Linked DNA regions of Mus musculus: region 1 is linked to region 2. A link is a loop called in an ENCODE intact Hi-C map of the cell type or tissue named here. Cell type or tissue: gastrocnemius. All regions are shown on one strand. Links, peaks and the distances in the headings refer to the core of each region. The heading gives the core; the rest is flanking DNA. Region 1 has its middle 200 kb from the start of Sh3gl2. Region 2 has its middle 310 kb from the start of Sh3gl2.

Region 1 (2,913 bases), core at 221-2,720, 110 kb after region 2:
TATTTTAAATTGCACAAGAGAGAGGAGAAAGGGAAGACAATAGCTGAGCTATTTTAGCACATATGTAAGTAAAACTTTATAGCACACTTGTAATTTAATTATGTTTCTGTTTGCTATCCAAAACATGTTAAACCGACAGTTAATGCCAGGAAGTCAGATAGGCCCTTGATAGGAAATGGGTGATTTACTAATATGGGGGAAGTTGCAGAACAGCCCATGGTTTTAAAAGAGGAGCATTTGTCAAAACCTTATCAATTGTATCTTCTCAGAATTCTTACAGGGACTCTCACAGAACATTGCAAGGTTCCCTGTGGCAGCACCTGGGTGCTGGCACTGCCAAAACTATATGGTAGAAGAAGTAAGAATTAACCCTTATGCACAATTTATGAATAATATTTTTGCATATAGTTTATGCATGCCATTATGAATGGAAAAAGCTTATAAGAGTCACTGACACATAGTCCCCTAACAAATAACATCCTGGTTTCTAGTGTCTGTCCTATGTATGGACACAGGAGGTATGAACTAGCAGGTCACTGTGGTACCACGGGAAGGGAGTACCATGGATGGATGGGATGCAAGCTTTTAGAAGCATGCGTACTACGCCCAGAGGCGAAGGGAAGAACTCTCCAGACACAGAGCAGGGCAAGCTGCATGCATGCTGAAGCAACCCACATACACCCAAGGCTGTTAGAATGCAGGCTGGAAGTGGGCTGAGGGACAGATGGGACCAATACAAAAGCAAGCACTGCCAAAGTTCCCAAGGGTACTGAAGTTCGCAGTTTATCCTCTAAACGATGAGAGGGGAGAATGAACCACACACACACACACACACACACACACACACACACACACACACACACACACACGATTTAGAAGTTCACTGAGGAATGGTGGAAGGAAAGGACTGTGGAAGGGCGGGCCTGAGATGGGGAGGAAATTTTAGAAGTGAAGAATCAGAAAGAGGAGGGGTCCGAAGCATGGAAACGCTGAGAAGTGACTGGGTAGAAGGTAGAGACATGGGCTTTTTCATGATGAATCCCTCTGCAAATATCCTCCCCAAGCTGTTGGGTATAATTCTTAAAAGAGGCTCATGTCCGTAGACTGGAAGAAGCCACTGGGTGCTGTCTTGAGCTTTTATTTTTGTCAGGGCTGAGGCTGAGAAAACCTCACCTCAGATTCAGATGTGTGGGCGCCGCGTAGTGGTCACTTTAGGAATTACAAGTATGGGACAGCATTCCCAAAGGCATGATCAGGGACTGGGTGTTGATAACTTGTCTGAAAGTGACAAACGCCACCCTGGAGTTTTGTTGCCTTTTTCAGAGGAACAAAAAAGTGTTTTGTTGTTGCTGTTGTTGTTGTTTTTAGGTTAAACTGGGTTTTTGCTCTTTGTTTGTTTTTGTTTTTAAAGCGACTTGTCTCTGCTAAGATAAGAAAATTGTCATTCCATTTGAAACAGTCTGGGGTGAGGCCAGCAGGTCCTTACCCCTGGTGTTTGTGTAGGGCCTTGTAGATGATTCAAACTGAACAGTGCTGTCCACCACAGGCTGACAGAGGGAGCCTCATTGTGTAGTCGTCCACTGCTAGTTGGCACTGGGTGCTAAAAGGGTGTTAAGGTTGATGAGCAGTTCAGCCTCTGCTGAGACTACATCTTCAAATACAAAGGCTGGACCACTGCGGCAGCACACCTCTGTGACTCCAGCACTAAAGAGATGGAGGAGAGTGGGTTGAGGGTGGGGGGTGAGACGTTCAAGGCATCCACCTAAGTTAGGCCATGAGTTCCCTGCCAGTCTTCACTATATAAGATTGTCTCAGAAGACAAAAGATAGAAAGGAGGATGGAGAGTATGAGGAAGAGAAAAGGAAGAGGAGGGAAATAAAAAAAAAAAAGAAAAAGAACTCTTGCTTTAGCAACTCTCTTTCTCTTATGTCCTTAGAATAGCCATTCTTTTAAAAAAAAATCTCCTCACTTGCCCTTTATAATTCCCAACAACAGCCTGTGTGCCACCTCCAGCTGCCACTGTGACTCCATCAAAGGTACCACTCATGGGGTATCAGAAATAGTCTTCTGTCAGCCTGGGCTGACCCCGCTACCCTACCCCTCAAGTTAGTTTTTGGAAAAGCAAATCAGATGTAGCCACTCCCTTTGTTCCTCAACTTCCTTCACTCTGAGGCAAAATTCCCATTGCTTGACCGACCTGGCAGCCCCTCCCTTACTGCCTGTTTTGGCTTCTGTTGCTTTCTTCAAGTCCTGTGAATATGCCTGCACTCGCCCAGGTCAGTATCTCTTTGAATCTGCAAGTCTAGACTGATTTACCCTTTATGGGATATAGTATATACCCCAAACAGTAAAATTTACCATGCCTTATTTTGTTTTTTCCATAAGATTTTATCTCTGATATTATGTGGTTATATATCTACTGTTTCGAATATCTCAGAACCTGGAAATATATATATATATATATATATATATATATATATATACATACATATATACATATACGTATATATATATACATACATACATACATATATATATATATATATATATATATATATATATGTGTGTGTGTGTGTGTGTGTGTGTGTGTGTGTGTGTGTTCCCATGAAAACGACTGGATGTTCTCTGCTTAACTGTTAATCTCAGCACCTAGAATAATGTCAGGCACATACTAGGTGGGCAAATACTGATTAAAGAATGACTACACTATTTCCTAACCCAGACCTATTGACACAACACGCCTCCCTTCACAACATCCCTGATTAACCTGTGCTAGCCCTCTGAATGAGGAAGTGGAGCGAGCTTTGGAGCACGTAATGAGTTAGTGCATTTTCAGTCCACCACCTCATCCTCCTTAGACACATGAGCTGCTCTCAGGAACTCAGCATCTGCACCTTTCTGCCCAAGGTGGGG
Region 2 (2,913 bases), core at 325-2,824:
AAAATCCCCAGGAGTCTAAGAATATTCATTGTGGGTTACTCAACCCCTTTGTTGGATTCAATATTAGCAAACAGTTTATCCAAACCTCAAGGATGAGGTAGAATTTCTATCCATGTGAACATTTTAAAGGAGATGGTGAGGGATTAGCCTTGATGTGCCTGAAGGACCTGTCTGGTACTGTTGCTGCTTGGTGGAACTATGTAGAAAGCAGGCTAAGATCCTCATAGCACCCAAGACGAAATGAAAAGGTAATAGCCTCAATCAATGGCCCGTTAGACTCGGTGCTGGAGGAAGTGTCATGTCGAGGCTCCCATACTTATACTTAAGCCCCCCTCATGTTCTTAAGAACTGATTGGGAGTCGTGGTTCTATACCAAGTTTTATACCCCAGGCCAGAGCGTTTTGGGGCACAGGTTTTATTCTAGCAACAAAGTTCAGTCACCTGGGAGCGATTTGTCCGTGACCACAAGAACTTCCATAGATAGGTCTTTCTACCACGGCTGAAAAATCTGCCATAGACCAAGACTGGCAGGAACAAAACATGCTTGTAACTAACACCATTGTTTCTAGTATGATCCACCCCAATCTAGGTGGATGTCTGAAAAGTTCCATTACTGACCAACGCAGCCTGTGGCCCTCTGTCCCAGCCTACTCTAGGACTCTCAGGAACATTCATGCCCAATTCTCTCTGTCTCCAAAAGGGTACCGCTGCCGAGAAAATAACCACTACTAACACAGAGATATGCAAACGAATTTCAAAATCTAAGCAAAAACAGAGGAAGAAAATCCCCCAATTTGGACAAGTCTCCATAAGCAACGCAGAGGAAAGGAGGCTATCTGGCGATAATTCCATTTTCCCAAAATTACCAAAATAACCCTGGAAAAATCGCATCTATATAGGCTAAATCATGAACAAACTGCCCAAGTCGTGGGTGATAATTAGAAGTTACATGTTTCTTAAAAGCCAGGCAAAGGTGCCTCACACATTAACAGGACCCTCCCTTGTGGCTTTGATACTCTCACGGCCCTTCTAGGTGGGATTCAGAATAGGGGTGGCCAGAACTCATCCTCAGGCAAACTCACTGGCCACTCCCCCCCCCCAACCTACCCACCTGCGCAGGCTTCTGGGAAGCCCACCTGTTGTGCAGTTCTCACATCTTATCACAGCCCTCCCTGGACACAAAGGGGCGCTGGGTGACAGTGTCAGTTGTTCACAGGGCGTTGGAAAATTTGAAACCAGGACGAGTGTGCCAATAAGCCTTTCCCAGGAAAGCGAGAAAGCTAGACTCAGCGAAGGGTTGAGTTCAGAAGGGGTGCGGATTGCAGGCAATACGAAATGACAGCTCCCGGGCTCAGCCTCTGCCTTCTCCCCTGACTTTGCTCAAATGAAAGGGAGTCCTGGGCGCAGGGGAGAAGCCCGGACAGGGTCCTGGTAAGTTCTGCCCAGAGCTTGACTCCGCAGACCTGGAGCTAGATGCCAGCACCCACTTCAGATTCAACTCTCCGCCACCTGTCCCAAGCTCCCGAGAAGGCTCGACTTCGGGACAGAGCTTCACGAAAAAGTGTGCTTCCCCTAAGTGACCAGAAGGGGTAGGGAGTGGGGTGGGGAGCCCAGGAGGATAGGAGATGCGCCGGCTGTCCTACCTGTCCTGCGACACAGAGGAGGCACCAGATGCCACCGATGAGGCGAGCCAGGAACCCGGGGCGGTTACGCGTCACCAGCCTTGCCATGGTCCTGGAGGAGTTGTGGAGCGATAACTGCGGACCCCAGGCTGGCAGGCGCAGCACAGGGCCGGGTGGGCGCGTCACTGCAGCGGCCTTGCAGCCCTGCTGCTTTGAATGGGAGCGCGTGCGCCTGGCTGGGGGCGTTCCGCGTGAGTGGGGCAGTCCCCGCCCGGTGGCTGGGCGACCCCGCCCCAGCACCCTCCTGCTCCTCCCTCTAGGGTCAGCCAAGCGCCGTCCAGGCAGCACGATGTGTCCGGGGGTGGGGGTGGGGATAAAAAAACGAGCAGGGCTGCTTTCTGCCTCTTTCTTCATTTTTAAAGGAAGGTCACAGCTGTTCGCTTTGCTCCAGTTTGGAATGCCACCCTGGCCATCCTGAGAGGGAAAGGTCCTTCGGTGCCCAGAGCCGGACCCTAGCAAGCTCATTCTTTTGGCTGGTGCTCTGGGGACCCCAGCTGCCTTTTGGGCTGCGCCAGAGTCTCCCGGGACAGGGGACCATTAAGAAACGTGTGATCTCACAGACTGGGACAATGCAATGTCTGTAGGTGGACAGTTGTCCTCAGATCACTCACGGTGATTCTATCATGAAACTGGTTTGCTTTGCTGTGTGAGTCTGGTAAAGAAGTAACCTGGGACCCACAACAGTTGGGTTCCGAGGAACTGGAGCTGGAGCTGGAGCTAGTGCCACGCACAGCAGGGGACCCAAGAGGTGGGATCAATTAGGTTAGCTTGGTTGGTAGTTTTTCATCTCCCTTTCTCTGGTCCACGTTTTTATTCCACTTCAAGCTTATTCTGAAACAAAATAGCTTTGCGCTCTGTTGCAATCTTTTGCCACTCAGCCCCAGCTCTTTTCTCCCTGAAAGCCTGGAGCCCTGGAGTAGCTTGCCCAAAGCATCTTTATAAGAAAGCAAGTCCCCACCCTCCCAACAGTCTTCCAGGCCACTCCACCCCTCTCCAACTTTGGCAGCAAAGCTGGAAGAGGCGGGGAACTGGCCCCACTTCAGTAAACTCTATGATAAGGGGAGTCAGCCCTGCCCTCCTGAAATCACTTCTATAAAGTTCCCATGTGCGGACTCGCTGGGATGAACCCAGCAACAAATTATGACGACGCTGCCATACTCCTTAGCAACCAACCATTCACTCAGTCTTCAGATTCCTGGATATCTTCCTATTCACTGGGCACTATGCTTAA

Evidence for each region. A loop is a pair of places that touch in the nucleus more often than their neighbours do. Peaks named below come from ENCODE experiments on the same cell type or tissue, not always from the same donor. Only the 100,000 strongest peaks of a DNase experiment are listed, where the experiment ranks them.
Region 1: a loop joins it to region 2, with 6 times the contacts of the local background. A loop is called at or near these places in 3 of 42 quality-filtered maps.

Annotation. Positions count from the first base shown.
Region 1 is chr4:85,403,249-85,406,161 of GRCm38, reverse strand. No RefSeq gene overlaps it. Among named protein-coding and RNA genes, the nearest start is that of Sh3gl2, 200 kb to the right of the region's middle. In gastrocnemius, for the core only: a CTCF peak has its summit at 1,214; DNase peaks (open chromatin) are centred at 672 and 1,202.
Region 2 is chr4:85,513,254-85,516,166 of GRCm38, reverse strand. It overlaps a transcript of Adamtsl1 not described here. Among named protein-coding and RNA genes, the nearest start is that of Sh3gl2, 310 kb to the right of the region's middle. In gastrocnemius, for the core only: a CTCF peak has its summit at 1,576 (motif pointing right); DNase peaks (open chromatin) are centred at 1,741, 2,155, 2,386 and 2,681; H3K4me3 peaks cover 1,634 bases; H3K27ac peaks cover 847 bases.